2 separate regions of the Homo sapiens genome follow, and region 2 is linked to region 1. A link is a loop called in an ENCODE intact Hi-C map of the cell type or tissue named here. Cell type or tissue: IMR-90. All regions are shown on one strand.

Region 1 (8,000 bases):
GAGCGCCATGGAAAGGAAAGTCCAGGGAATAAAGGATAGTGTTCAAAGATAGTTACTGATACTGACATAAGACTTCCTAGAATTTATAGCTGTATTTTGAGGGAGTGTTTAGGAATAAATCTTTCCATTTATGAATGTTTGTTGTCATGGTTAAATTTATAAAGTGTCAAAAACCCATTTTAGAAAATGCTGGTCCAGACCCTTGCTACTCACTGTGGTCCAGGAACAAGTAGTATTGATGTCACCTGGGAACTTATTAGACTCTAGGGCCTCACCCCAGAACTACTGAATCAGAATCTTCAGTTTCACAAAATCCCCAGGTGATTTCTATGTAGTAGTCTAGACTGGCAAATAATAGCAGCTGGGAGTTTTGGTGGTCAGTGGAACCTAAAGTGATACTGAGGCCCATCCTGAAAGAAGTTACTGGGCAGGCAAGGGGAGTAGGTGGACTTTCCGTGGAGTGAATGGCCTGCAGCAAAAGGGTAGGTGGCACTTCCAGCTGGGCAGGGGACTCATATCTGTGGCAGCAACGCTTCCTTTTATTGAGTCCATTATGCCTAGTGAGGGAAGCCTGCTGAAATAATTTAACCAACTTCTGCAGATTCACTGCCCCATATGGTCCACTAACAAAACCTTTCTATATTTTCAGAACTGCTACAGATTTTGTGTGTGTATGTGTGTATACATGTACATACATGTGTACACGTGTGTGCATATATATGTAAAATAATTGCAATATTATGATTGTGAGAAAGGTGCCGATTTGCCTTTTTAAAGCCACACTTTCAGCCAATAAAACAAAAAATTCCCTGAAACATTTCAACCCAAAATTTCGTTTTCAGAAACCAGATACCTATCTAAGTTATAGAACTGACATTTAGAAGTGCTTATAAATGAGCTTCTAAATGAAAAATAATGTTGAGTAATGGAAAATCTGGAATCCTTTATTTAAATTCAGCATCTTCTTCTGGGAAATAGGGATAATGATACTTACTGGCGGGTTGTAGTAAGATGCATAGTGAGATACATGGTATGTTGTTGTTGTTGTTGTTTTGGAGATGGAGTCTTGCTCTATCACCCAGACTGCAATGCAGTGGCACAATCTTGGCTCACTGCAACCTCCACCTCCCGGGTTCAAGCAATTCTCCTGCCTCAGCCTCCCGAGTAGCTGAGACTATAGGCATCCACCATCATGCCCGGCTAATTTTTGTATATTAGTAGAGACGGGGTTTCACTGTGTTGCCCAGGCTGGTCTCGAACTCCTGAGCTCAGGCAATCCACCCACCTTAGCCTCCCAAAGTGCTGGGATTACAGGCATGAGCCACCACGCCTGGCCAATACAAGTTATGTTTTCTAAACTGATAAAATTATTAGAATCAGCATTCATTTACACCAGTGTAAACACAGCATTAGCCTCACTGACTATCTACATACAAAACCAGTGAGAATTGAGGTTCCAGGCAAGGTACATCTGACTCTTGAAAGCAGCAGAGCTTGACTCAACGTTAAGTTCTCAATTGTATGAACTTCAAAGCTTATTTGCGACCATATATGATAAGTAGAGTTAAAAATGAATGACTACAGAGGAGATAAGTGAGAGACCCCTTTTATAAAAGGGACAGTTGTCACCCATCTTGCCAGGAATGATGACAAGGAAGGATGGAAATTGTCATGATCCTAACAATTCACTGGACCCAGGGTCAACCCAAGCCAATAATACCAGAATTTCTTCATATTGTCCTGCCAAAGAGGATATTTTAGATGAATATAGAGCAGGCCCACCCCAGACCTATTGCTCTTCATAACAAGCTTTATATAGCCCAAGAGCTGTCTCCTCAGCTCCCCACCGTGGCCCCCTCCCAAACTGTTTAGTTACCTTTTGCTGCATAACAAACTACCCTACACTTAGTGGCTTACCAGAGCAAGTCATTATTTCTCATGAATCTATGGTTTGAGTGGGCCCTTCCAGACAATCCCATTATCCAGGTTGTCTTTTCTTTTCTTTACTTTCTCCCTTCCTTTCTTTCTTTCTTTATTTTATTTTATTTTATTTTTTGATGTAGTCTCACTCTGTTGCCCAGGCTTGAGTGTAGTGGCACGATCTGGGCTCACTGTAACCTTGACCTCCTGGGTTCAAGCAATTCTCCTGCCTCAGCCTCCCAAGTAGCTGGGATTATAGGTGCCTGCCACCATGCCCGGGTAATTTTTGCATTTTTAGTAGAGGCAGAGTTTCACCATGTTGGCCAGGCTGGTATCGAACTCCTGGCCTCAGGAGTTTATATATATATATATGCCTTGGCCTCTCAAAGTGCTGGGATTACAGGTGTGAGCCACCGTGCCCAGCCTCAAGGTCAGTTTTTGTTTTTGTTTTTTGAGATGGAGTTTCACCCTTGTAGCCTAGTCTGGAGTGCAATGGCACGATCTTGGCTCACTGCAACCTCCCCCTCCTGGGTTCAAGTGATTCTCCTGCCTCAGCCTCCCAAGTAGCTGGGATTACAGGTGTGAGCCACCACTCCTGTCTAATTTTGTATTTTTGGTAGAGATGGGGTTTTTCCATGTTGGTCAGGCTGGTCTCGAACTCCCAACCTCAAGTGATCCACCCGCCTCAGCCTCTCAAAGTGCTGGGATTACAGGCATGAGCCACCACACCTGGCCTGGGTCAGTTTTTTAGTACTAGAGCTGCTATCTGATCTCCACTTGTCCTTTTATAGTGCTTCATTTCTGGGGTGGTCAGAATTTCAGAGGCAATGATAATATAACCAACAAAAGACTGTTTGTGTAATCTGTAACCAACTTTACTAAAGAGCCATGAGTGACTATAGGAAATGTCAATATAGGGGGAAATAAACTTAAGTTGTATATTAATTATAAATGTTCTCATTATAGATTTTTAAAAAATAGTTAAGGCTTTCCCTGGACACAATCCATCTCCCTTCAGCAAAAGGGTAGGTGGCACTTACTACCTTCTTCAGAAAGGTCTTGGTGTCCACTCTCTTCAGAAAGAGAATAAATGGAGTTTCTTCAGTATCGCACAGTAGAAATCAAACCCTATCCTTCAGGAAACCCCTTAACAGAGATAAATGTATTTCCCATCCCTTCTCCAACAGGCATCTTAAGACAATAATTTGCCATAAACAATTTCCCAAATCTTAACATAGAGCGAGGAGAGGAGCTTTGCCAGATTGGCCCCACTGGGACTTTGACACTCCAAGTCTCCTGGTATCCTTTGAGAAATCTCTACAGGTATGAAATGAGGTTGTGTCTCTTCCTCATCCTTCCTGCAAGCTCCTAATGGATGTCTTCTCCCAGCCCCACATATACACCCTTTAAGGATAAACAATCAGAGATGGAAGAGTCTAAGTTCATATGAGGAATGAGAACCATTTCTCCAAGTTCAACCTCTCCAGCATCTTTCTCTTCCCTCAACTGAGAGAGTGCTTCACTTTGCAGATCAAGATCCATTCTTCTTTGTTGATTTTCTGTTTCCAGGCCTTAACCAGAAACCTATTGTTTATATATATATATATATTTAAAATCAGACCCATTAGAGTGTCTTTCCAACAATAGGTAGTATAAATCTGATGGCTGCTTTTTAGCAACATAAACTCCAAGCAGAAGCACTGATTGTCAGTTTGCCTTTACTTTGAACAAAATGAAATTCTTGGAGATTAGTCTTTATAAGCAGTAGATGAGCAGTTTAAAGAATTAACTTCTGTCTGTCCAGAGCCCACCCCAGAAGGGCTGGGTTGAGGAGGTGTGTTTTTCTTTCTGCACGTATAACTCTGTATTTATGAAGGCCATTCATTATGATCATTTTCCCCCAGTGGAAGAGAATAATCTAAGGAAAGGTGTGCCATATACCTAGAGAGCAGTCAAATATACCTTTAGAGCCTGTTTCCTGCCTACCTCTGTGCACTATTGTCCTCCCCCATCAGATCACCTAGTGAATGAAGGCAGTCAATCTCCATGGCTCCAGTCTCTGAAGCAGTCCCTTAAATGCCAAGTGTTGGCTTTACTTTTTCAAAACATTTTGACAGATTTCTTCTTGGAAACTAGATCTCTAGAACAACTTTATCCTGAAAGAAAGCAAGACATACATTGCCCCCCACTCCCACTTTGAAAAGTTCCTAGCATAAACACACACTTTACTAAGAATCTTAAAATACCTGACTGTAAGATAAATTAATTTTAAAATGACCTCAATAATTTAATCATAATTTGAATAGCTGATCATATCTTCTCTGGGTAATGACATGAGGAAAATACACAATTGGCCACAGCTGACTAACTACTTGGTCTTAGATTTAAAAGAAATGGATTTAGTGAGGAGCAGGGCTTTCTTTCCAGTACCAGCTGTGATGGAGCGACACCTTCTGGCACACATGGAGTACTGCATGCTAGAGGGCTCCTCTGCTAGGAGGCCCTCTTCAAGAGATCTCAATCAACTCCACTGACCCAAGTTCGGTTCCATCAAAAAGGTCAAAGATAGGTGACAGTGTTGGCTAGACAGTTAATAATTTCCATTGCTGACTTTACACATCATTCCTGGCTGGCCATTGGCCTTTTAGAAAAAAAACAAAGCAGCCTAAAGTACCAAGATCATCTAACATTATTAGAAATATTGGCCACATCCTCCCCACTCTTCACTCCATGTCCCACCCAAAAGAAAACTTCATATGACCAAAAAGTCAATGGAATCTTTGCAACAATGATCAGTCCAGAGCTCATTTTGGGTGATACAGGTAACAAACCAGTTGTTAAAAGGCATTTCATCTCATGTTATTCTGGTGGGCCCCAAGGCAATGGTGGCTGGGGGTGGAATGGAGGGGCGTGGAGAACACAAACACAATAATGGAATTCCTAATTTCAGAGGAGAAAAGCAGTGTATGGACACTTAAGTGTGTTAGTTTTCTAGGGCTGCCATTACAAAGTACCACAAACTAGGTGGCTTAAACAGTAGAAATGTCTTGTCTGACAGTCCTGGAGGCTAGAAGCCCCAGATTAAGGTGTCAATAGGGTTTTTCCCTCAGAGGGCTGTGCAGAAGAGCCTGTTCTATGTCTCTTTGCCAATTTCTAGTGGTTTTCTGGAAATCTTTGGTGTTTCTTGGCTTGTACAGATTTTTGCCTTCATCCTCCCTGTGTGTGTCTGTCTCAGTCATGGCATTCTTTTATAAAGACACCAGTCATATTGGATTAAGGGCCCACCCTACTCTAGTATGACCTCATCTCATCTAAGTATATCTGCAATGACAGATATATTCCAAATAAAGTAACATTTGGAGGTACTGGGGGTTAGGACTTTCATATATGAGTTTTGCGGGAGACACAATTCAACTCATAACATTAAAGAAATATTTTCTTGTTTAATCTCTTCTCCAAAAAGTGCAATAACTGTCTATGAGAAATATGCATGTGCTTATTCTAATAGGTCTCATGCTTAAACAACATGATGATAAGCCAACAGGTTATACTGGAGATAATATTGAGAAGCAAGTCAGGACACAAGACCATAGTAGTCCTCAATACCAAGAGCAGCAGTGATAGTTGCCTGCTCCTGCAGTACAAGCTGAGTACAGCATTGCTAAAAGCCTAGCCGCATCCCTGGGACCCCTCCAGACTGAATGACGCAGACTTGGGTGAAGTACACAGTTGGAATGAGAATGGATTCAGGACTTATGACTGTTCCCTGTGGGTAGGGGCTGGCTGCTTGAGGGAAATGGTTGGGATTGATCTGGAAAGACCATGGACCAGGCTCTTTGGGTTGGGGGATACATAAGAGAAGGGCCCTCCAGGCTCTGATGCTGTACCTGCAGGACTCTGGCAAAGTCCCAGTTAGAAAGGACTTTGTCCCTGTTTCCATGGTGTTAATCCCTTTGAAAATTTCCCTAACCTTCAAAGAAAACGTGCCTCAATGAGACGGAAGGAATCAGAAGGTTAGGGAAGGAGAGGCTGGAATTCCTCATTTTATCCCTAGCTCCAACAGAGAAGGGATATTAGCTGGTTAAGTGGACTATTTAATGCATGGTGAGAAGTGCAGCCAGCAGTGACCCAGTAAGAGCAGTGGGGAAAACCATCTGATCCCACAGTGTGCTCAAGCCAAGAGGACTGTGACACTATAATGCAGATCTGCTTATGCATACACATTAGAGAAAACTGGGAAAAAGGGTAGACATCTGAGTTATAATTACAAGGGGAGTCTAGCTTGGAATAAATTACTGCCTTTTCCTGGAATCCTTATTTTGTAAAAGGTAGAAGGCGGCTTTCTTTTTTTTTCTTTTTTTTTTTATTATTATACTTTAAGTTCCAAGATACATATGTAGAACGTGCCGTTTTGTTACATAGGTATACACGTGCCATGGTGGTTTGCTGAACCCATCAACCCATCGTCTACATTAGGTATTTATCCTAATGCTATCCCTCCCCTGGCCCCCACCCCCTGACAGGCCCTGGTGTGTGATGTTCCCCTCCCTGTGTCCATGTGTTCTCATTGTTCAACTCCCACTTACGAGTGAGATCATGAGATATTTGGTTTTCTGTTCCTGTGTTAGTTTGCTGAGAATGATGGTTTCCAGCTTCATCCATGTCCCTGCAAAGGACATGAACTCATCCTTCTCTACAGCTGCATAGTATTCCATAGTGTATATGTGCCACATTTTCTTTATCCAGTCGATCATTGACGGGCATTTGAGTTGGTTCCAAGTCTTTGCTATTGTGAACAGTGCTGCAGTAAACATACGTGTGCATGTGTCTTTATAGTAGAATGATTTATAATCCTTTGGATATATACCCAGTTATGGAATTCTGGGTCAAATTTATTTCTGGTTCTGGATCCTTGATCTAAATCCCTGTCTTCCACAATAGTTGAACTAATTTACAATCCCAGCATGAGTGTAAAAGCATTCCTATTTCTCCACATCCTCTCCAGCATCTGTTGTTTCCTGACTTGTTAATGATTGCCATTCTAACTGGCATGAGATAGTATCTCATTGTGGTATGATTGGCATTTATCTAATGACCAGTGATGATGAGTTTTTTTCATGTTTGTTGGCTGCATAAATGTCTTATTTTGAGAAGTGTCTGTTCATATCCTTCGCCCAGGTTTTGATGGGGTTGTTTGTTTTCTTGTAAATTTGTTTAAGTTCCTTGCAGATTCTGGATATTAGCCCTTTGTTAGATGGATAGATTACAAACATTTTCTTCCATTCTGTAGGTTGCCTGTTCACTCTGATGATAGTTTCTTTTGCTGTGTAGAAACTCTTTAGTATAATTAGGTCCCATTTGTCAATTTTGGCTTTTGTTGCTATTGCTTTTGGTGTTTTAGTCATGAAGTCTTTGCCCATGCCTATGTCCTGAATGGTATTGCCTACGTTTTCTTCTACGGTTTTTATGGTTTTACATCTTATGTTTTATTCTTTAATCCATCTTGAGTTAATTTTTGTATAAGGTGTAAGGAAAAGGTCCAGTTTCAGTTTTCTGCATATGGCTAGCCAGTTTTCTCCACACCATTTATTAAATAGGGAATCCTTTCCCCATTGCTTTTGTCAGGTTTGTTAAAGATCGGATGGTTGTAGCTGTGTGGCATTATTTCTGAGGCCTCTGTTCTGTTCCATTGGTCTATATGTCTGTTTTGGTACCAGTACCATGCTGTTTTCGTTACTTTAGCCTTGTAGTATAGTTGGAAGTCAGGTGGCATAATGCCTCCAGCTTTGTTCTTTTTGCTTAGGATGGTCTTGGCTATGCGGGCTCTTTTTTGGTTCCATATGAAGTTTAAAGTAGTTTTTTCCAATTTTGTGAAGAAAGTCAGTGGTAGCTTAATGGGGATAGCATTGAATCTATAAATTACTGTGGGCAGTATGGCCATTTTCACGATATTGATTCTTCCTATCCATAAGCATGGAATGTTTTTATATTTGTTTGTGTCCTCTCTTATTTCCTTGAGCAATGGTTTGTAGTTCTCCCTGAAGAGGTCCTTCACATCCTTTGAAAGTTGTATTCCTAAC
Region 2 (8,000 bases), 260 kb before region 1:
CAGTGCCTATGTAGTCAGCAATTCTCAACTACTTATTTTCTTCTCAGCATGTGGAAAATATTTTTTCAGTCTAAAGGGTGGAGCTTAATCTCATGAAATTTAAACAAAATATTCTGTCATGCTCAGTTTCCTCTCCAACCCTCAAAGGCATAGGCTTTGGGAACATTTTATATATATATATCGTGTAGGTTTCTTCTTGGCTTTTATTACATATATAAATTTTTTTAATGCAGCAGCAGCTCTCTCTGAAGACAGTGACTGCACAGTGCTCTAGCTACTGAAATGAGGAGATAGGTGTGGGGGTAAAGGAAATATCTGGTAAATCATTGTTGGTACTTTAAACATATTTTCTTTCATGTGTATATTGTGGCAAGATTGCAAAAGAACTAATATGATGTATCATGGATCTTGATCTTTATCCTTTATGCAGTGGACTGTCATTGAAGGTTATCAATGGAAGCACTATGATTATACTTTTGCTTTCAAATATAAAATCTGGGGACAATATGAAGACCTAACTGGGGTAGAAAGATTAGTTACAGTAGTCTTGTTACAGGAGAGGTAAGAAATGATGGGGACTTGAACCAGAGCATTAACTGTGAAGAGGGAGAGGATTTGAATAGCTCTAGATATATTTTGGAGTCACTGAAGCTGTGGAAGTGGCTGAGGTCAGCCTGGAGCCTGCATAGAGTTCTGGGAAACATCAGTGTGTAGGAAAGAGGGAGAGCATAAGGGGTCAGTAACTGAGACTAAGGGAGAAGCATCAGAGTGGTGGAAGTAGGAGAACCAGGATAATGAGGTCCTACAAACTGGTGATAACCTTCAATGACAGTCCACTGCATAAAGGATGATGGTTTTATTAATGGGAGTTCCCCTGCATGTGCCCTCTTGACTGTCGTCATGTAAGACATGCCTTTGCCCCTCCTTTGCCTTCTGCCATGATTGTGAGGCCTCCCCAGCCATGTGGAACTATGAGTGCATTAAACCTCTTTTTCTTTATAAATTACCCAGTCTCAGGTATGTTTTTATCAGCAGCATACGAATAGACTAATATAGTTACATAGGTAAATGTGTGTCATGGGGTTTTTGTGTAGAGATTATTTCATCACCCAGGTATTAAGCCTAGTACCCACTAGTTATTTTTCCTGATTCTCTCCCTCCCCCCACCCTCCACACTCCAAAAGTCTCCAGTGTGTGTTGTTTCCCTCTGTGTGTCCATGTGTTCTCATCATTTAGATCCTACTTATAAGTGAAAACGTGGTATTTGGTTTTCTCTTCCTGTGTTAGTTTGCTAAGGATAATGGCCTCCAGCCCCCTCCCTGTCCCTGCAAAGGACATGATCTCATTCTTTTTTATGGCTGCATAGTATTCCATGGCATCTATGTACCACATTTTCTTTATCCAGTCTGTCATTGATTGGCATTTAGGTTTATTGCTTTTGTGAATAGTGCTACAATGAACATATGCATGCATGTGTCTTTATAATAGAATTATTTATACTTCTTTGTTGAATGCCCAATTTTTATTTTGACTGGTACACTTTGAAAGGTGAAGCACAAATAAAAGGAACTTGGTGCTAGACTTGTTTTCTATGTATTTTGATGGCTGAAGCTATAGGTATGGTGTAATTGGACATACAAACATAAAGGAGGCAATTTTGACCTTGAACAAAATTTTTTACTTTTTGAGCTATTTAGAAATGACTGTAGACTTAGAAGACATCATTGCTGAAGAACATTTATTTAAATTATCTTGGTTTCTTATCTTAAGAATTGAGAAAACTGGTAGAAACAATGAGTAGAAAACAGATATTTAGTTAGACTTGAAAACTGGTCTTCATTTGGTAGTGACATACTGGCAACAATTAATACTATATAGAGACATTTCCTGGTAAATACAGAAGATACATAATGTAAGCTTTCCCAAGATTGATTTGGAGAAAAATCCTCACCTGACTATTCAATGTCCTGTTTCATTTTTGAAAACGTGGAGCAGAAGAAATCTCACAACTGATTTAAATAAAAATTCAATCTGAAAAAGTTTATTGTTGTATTGACATAAGGCAAAGCAGTCAAGAATCCCTCTTGCATGTTTTTCTAAGCTTCTGCATCTCTTTGTTTCTTCCTTACCTTCTGTCTTACCCTTTAATGGAGTTTTCTCCAGGATTCTGTGCTTGGCCTGCTGTTTTCTCCCTATCTGCTGGCCTGTCCTTATGGGTAAGGAGAGATGGATTTAGCTATGGCCTCTAGCACATGAATCCTAAATCTTTAGATCTGAACTGTCTCTAAAACTGGAAAGTTACGGTCTGAATACTTATTGGACATCTTCAATTGAATGTGCCAGGCACTGCAAAACAAAAATGTTCAAGACCAAACTAATAATCTCTCCTCTGACCAGGGTAGCTCTTTTTGCTGACTTCTTATTTCCCACCATGACACTAGCATTCTCCAAATGCTTAGGCTTGATGTTTTGATCATTTTTAAAATTTTTACTCTCTCTACTTATATTCTATCAGTTGCTAAGTCCTGTAACTTCTTCCTCTATAAGTCTCATAAGTATTTGCTTTCTTTTCTATTCTCATTTAGACTCTCTTTCCCTACATAGTTATAGTAGCTGAAGTCCCTTAGTCTCTCCACATTCCAGTTAATCGTATACATTGCTGGTGGCTAAACTCTCGTAGAACATACTTCTAATTATATCCTATTTTGCTCAAAACTGTCGAACAACTGCTGGTCTGTTTTCTTGCACCATACCTGCAGGACCCAGATTATCTTTCCAGCTACATAACCACCTCCCTCCATCCACACAACACACTTCCTACCCCTGTCAAAAACAGGCTTACCCATTCTTCAAACTTGCCGTTGACTTTTGTCCATATTGTTCACTTTGCTAGAAATAGTTTTTCCCCTCTTTTCCATACCAGTTGAAATCAGACTCAACTGAAACAGGCCCTTTCATTTTAACATAACTTTTTGCAGTCTCGATTGTGATAATTTATCCTAGAAAATATTTACTCTTTGTACATTTATAACATATGTGTATAAGTATGTTTAACACAGCATTGCTTGTAACAGTAAAATATTGGAAACAAGTGAAATAGTTGCAACATTGAAAAAATAGATACACACATATATATACTGACAGGAAAAAATTTGGCCACTAAATGTAAACTATGACTCCATTGTTAAAAAATAAGTGTGTGTGCTTGTGTGTATATACATGCGTACATAAAATCTGAAAATGTACACACAAAAATGTTGAATTGTGCTCGTGTGTGTATATGTGTCTGAGTGTGTGTGTGTGTGTCTGTGTGTTAGGGGTAAAGTTATGAAATACTTTTATAATGTACTTTTTATCCAAAAATGTTAGCATTTGCTAATATTGGGTGATGAGCTCACTGGTGTTTATTACACTGTTCTTTGTATTTGATATTTTTAAATAAGAATAAAACTGGAAAAATGCTAAGATTTTAAATATATACCTTAGTACCAAGTACTCAATGGCATTTATCAGGACAAAAGATTTTTCTTTAGTGGGATCTTGGAGTGATATTCCAAAAAATATTTTAATTCAAGGACACTGATATTTCTGCTGACAGACTACCTCTTACCAAATGTGGGTTTCTTCTTGCAAATAAACATCACTGAGTTGGTGTATATGTGGTTGCACACAGTCAGCAGAGAAGTATTTGAATGAATGCCATAATGCTTACACACAATTAAAACTGAGTCAGTTCGACCTATTTTTATGTAAATCATTAAATGAAATGAGTTTGATTCATTTTTACATGTTTATTTTTAATGGAGACTAAAGAGACATAAATGGTATGTTTGTTTTGTGGTGGTCTAGGTGATATCAATGATACAGGGTTCTTCATGAATCTGGAGGAAGACATGACCAGGTAATTAGACATTCTCCTTACTATTGTTAAGTTTTTCTATATTCATCAAGTTGTAGAAATGTTTAAAACTTTGCATTATCATCACAGAAATTTTAAGGAGAACAATACTCTTGATAGTTTTTAGAAGAGTATATGTAGACTTTTTAAGAAAAGAATTGGCTGCATAAAGTATACAAAAGTTAGAGTTAAGCTTAAAATGGACATATATGCATTGATCAATGTAGAATATCATATTAATATATAAGGAAATTAGAGGAGTTTAAGGTAGTCTTTTAAAATGCAGTTGAATTAAGAATCATTATTTTCTATAATATATATGTGCCAGGTGTGGTGGCACATAGCTACAGTCCTAGCTACTTGGGAGGCTGATGTGAGAGGATTGCTTGAGCCCAGGAGTTCAAAGCTGCAGTGAGCTATGATCACATCACTGCACTCCAGCCTGGGGGAAAGAGCAGGACCCTGTCCCCCACACCCCCCCACAAAAAAAGAGAGAGACAGAATAATTATTTTCAATGGCTTATAATTATTAATTTGTTTCCTGGATGTTTTCATACGACATGACAATGAAAGCAGCCAAAAGAAATTTTTTTTAAACTCAACATCTGATTCTGAACAATAAAATAAAACATCCCAGAAAAAATACAGTCTCTCTATTCTTAACTCACACTGGGGAAGCTTTTGGTTAATGATTTACATATCTTGAAGTTTATTCTCCAGAACAGCTTATAACAGATGTCCAAAGGTACGTGTAGGTGAATCAGAAGAAAATGATTTTACATTACTGTGTAAATGATCTGGGTACATTTGAAAAAAATAGATTTTTTTTTTTTTTTTTTTTTGAGACAGAGTGTCACTCTGTCCCCCAGGCTGGAGTGCAGTGGTGCGATCTCGGCTCACTGCGACCTTCGATTCCTGGCTTCAAGCGATTCTTGTGTCTCAGCTTCCCAAGTGGCTGGGATTACAGGCGTGTGTCACTACACCCAGCTAATTTTTGTATTTTTAGTAGAGATGGGGTTTCACCATGTTACCCAGGCTGGCCTTGAACTTCTGACCTCAGGTGATCCACCCACCTTGGCCTTCCAAAGTGCTGGGATTACGGGTGTGAGCCGCCATGCCCTGCCGAAAATGGAGACACTTTATCATATTTTGAAAGCTGAGGACCAAATACCTCCAAATATTCCTGTGGAGAGGCATTGTTTTTTACATTGGGGAAAATGAAACAGAATGTCTTTTAATCATCATGTACATGCTTTTGAGTAAACATACACTGACAGTTTAAAATACATTAACTTATTCTCAAAGCATGAGTTTTCCTTGTGATGTGGGGTTTCTATTAGCTATCTCTTGCTATATAATGAACACTTAGATAGAATACTATCTCTTGTTGTATCATGAACACTTAGATAGTAATTAGTTATTGAGTTATCTGTTAACTAAAACTTAGTGTTCTAATTACATCTTCCTTGATAAATGCATTGTAAGTTACAAGGTAGAGTTTGGGGAAAACTTGTTTCCCAAGATTCCTGATGGGCTGAGTGCTGAATTGTGAACAGCAATGTCAGAGACTGTCTGCTTGTTACCTAGCCATCTTTATAGCTTCTGCATGATTCAAACACACAGTTTAATTTGAAGATGGTAAGTAGTGAAGTTTAAAAAGTGGGAATATTGGAATACTGTATTTTATTTTAGAATGTTTGCCTTTAACCTAAAAATTAATTGTTTAGTGAAGCCCAAGAATTGTTTGCATTTTTTTTTTTTGAGATGGAGTTTTACTCTGTCACCCAGGTTGGAGTGTAGTGGCACGATCTCTGTGCACTGCAACTTCTGCCTTCAAGCGATTCTCCTGCCTCAGCCTCCTGAGTAGCTGGGATTACAGGTGTGCACCACCACACCCGGCTAATTTTTATTATTATTATTATTATTATTATTGTCGTATTTTTAGTAGAGACGGGATTTCACCACTTTGGTCAGGCTGGTCTCGAACTCCTGACTTCATGATCCGCCCACCTTGGCCTCCCGAAGTGCTGGGATTACAGGTGTGAATTGTTTGCTTTTCTTTTTTTTTTTTTGAGATGGAGTCCAGCTCTGTCACCCAGGCTGGAGTGCAGTGGCACGATCTCGGCTCCCGGCAACCTCTGCTTCCTGGGCTCAAGCGATTCTTCTGCCTCAGCCTCCCAAGTAACCAAGTAGCTGGGACTACAGTCGCACGCCACCACGCTTGGCTAATTTTTTTGTATTTTTTGTAGAGACAGGGTTTCATCATATTGGCCAGGGTGGTCTCCAACTCCTGACCTTGTGATCTGTCTGCCTCGGCCTCCCAAAGTGCTGGGATTATAGGCGTGAGCCACCACGCCTGGCCTGTTTGCTTTTTTAAATATGAAAACTCAGAGCAAGGAAACATTAATTCAGGATTTCTAGATTGATTAAGGGTCTGTTTTTTAAGACAATACTCGTGTTTTTTAATGCTAGAATTTAAATTGGAAGGGCCACTATTTGATTCGTTAAGCATTTTAGGATAACTCACGATGGCCAGTTGGGCAAATGAAATAAAACTACTTTTTAAAAATTTCATTTGTCTCTTGGCATCTAAACTCTACTAGATTAATAGCCCAAGGGATAATCCCTAGCCCAAAAGGCCAAGGGATTATTTCCATTTCTTGATCCCACTTTCTGACAAGTTCTGTCACTTCTTTTCATCCCCAATGTACAGAGACCAACCCAATGCACTTATCAACTGATGCTGATGTAATAAAAATATTACAGTGGTGGGTCTTACCTGATGCTGTGATTCCCCAATATACCACACCATCTTTCACAGTAACTGGCATTCTCTGAGTGCTTACTATGTGCTGGGCACTGGTCCAAGTATATTTCATGCATGAGTATTTTTATCTCTGTTTTACTAATTAGAAAACTGAGGCTTAGAAAAGTTAAGCAGCTTGCCTAAGATTACATAACAGTGAAGTGAAGAGCTGGGATTTGAGCCAAAGCAGAAATCATTCTTAACCATTCCACCATATTGGTGCAAACATAGTTGGATGGTGACTATCAACTCTGCTTGTTACAACCCCTTCTTATTTGTTAAGGATGGCGAGATACCCAGATAAGTGAAAAAATAGGAATGAGTGGTCTCTTTGGAAAAGGTACATTGATTAGGAAACAGAGAGCATGTGCAGTGTTCTTGTTGTTTTTCAGGTATGCCTATTATTACAGTGGAATTGGTGCTGGGGTGCTGGTTGCTGCTTACATTCAGGTTTCATTTTGGTGCCTGGCAGCTGGAAGACAAATACACAAAATTAGAAAACAGTTTTTTCATGCTATAATGCGACAGGAGATAGGCTGGTTTGATGTGCACGATGTTGGGGAGCTTAACACCCGACTTACAGAGTAAGTATTTAGTTTTATGTTGAACTTGGGTGTCGTTCTTATCCTTAGTAAAATGAAATAGATGTCATCACATCTGTTAGGAGGTGTTAATGTATCATTCAAAGGTACTTATGAGACAAAATTCCTTCTAAGCAGCAACAATGTCGTGTGCATCCTTTTGTTCCCAGTGCCTTGACAGGGTATGGGGGGACCTGCATGACTAGCATTAAATGAAGGACTGGGCTTTGCCAGAATGAAGAAATCCTCTGAGAATGTGCAGTAGAGCAAAACAAGATACTTTCTGAGGAAATTTCTGAGCAATTTGAAATTCCTAGGTTGAATACTTCTTGTGTACACGATGTCCATTTCCTGGGGCCATGTGGGCTATGGATTTTTGTTGTTAATGACAAATATCCTAGTAGAAACTTCTACCCTGCTAAATAAAACAAAGCATAGGCACAAAATACTCTAGCCATAAACTACCCTACACTCAAAACAGGCTTCACGAGAAAAGTTGATGTTTACAATTCTGACAATTATTTCTAACACTATCTGTTCTTTCAGTGATGTCTCCAAGATTAATGAAGGAATTGGTGACAAAATTGGAATGTTCTTTCAGTCAATGGCAACATTTTTCACTGGGTTTATAGTAGGATTTACACGTGGTTGGAAGCTAACCCTTGTGATTTTGGCCATCAGTCCTGTTCTTGGACTGTCAGCTGCTGTCTGGGCA

Evidence for each region. A loop is a pair of places that touch in the nucleus more often than their neighbours do. Peaks named below come from ENCODE experiments on the same cell type or tissue, not always from the same donor. Only the 100,000 strongest peaks of a DNase experiment are listed, where the experiment ranks them.
Region 2: a loop joins it to region 1, with 2.8 times the contacts of the local background. A loop is called at or near these places in 8 of 110 quality-filtered maps.

What each region holds. Positions count from the first base shown.
Region 1 is chr7:87,308,830-87,316,829 of GRCh38, reverse strand. No RefSeq gene overlaps it. Among named protein-coding and RNA genes, the nearest start is that of TP53TG1, 33 kb to the left of the region's middle. In IMR-90, a CTCF peak has its summit at 4,372 (motif pointing left); a DNase peak (open chromatin) is centred at 4,339; H3K27ac peaks cover 669 bases.
Region 2 is chr7:87,566,073-87,574,072 of GRCh38, reverse strand. ABCB1 (ATP binding cassette subfamily B member 1) reads left to right here. Exons shown (of 28, transcript NM_001348946.2): 5 at 3,850-3,901; 6 at 7,097-7,288; 7 at 7,832-8,000. Among named protein-coding and RNA genes, the nearest start is that of ABCB1, 31 kb to the left of the region's middle. In IMR-90, no CTCF peak of the experiment used is centred here; a DNase peak (open chromatin) is centred at 3,672.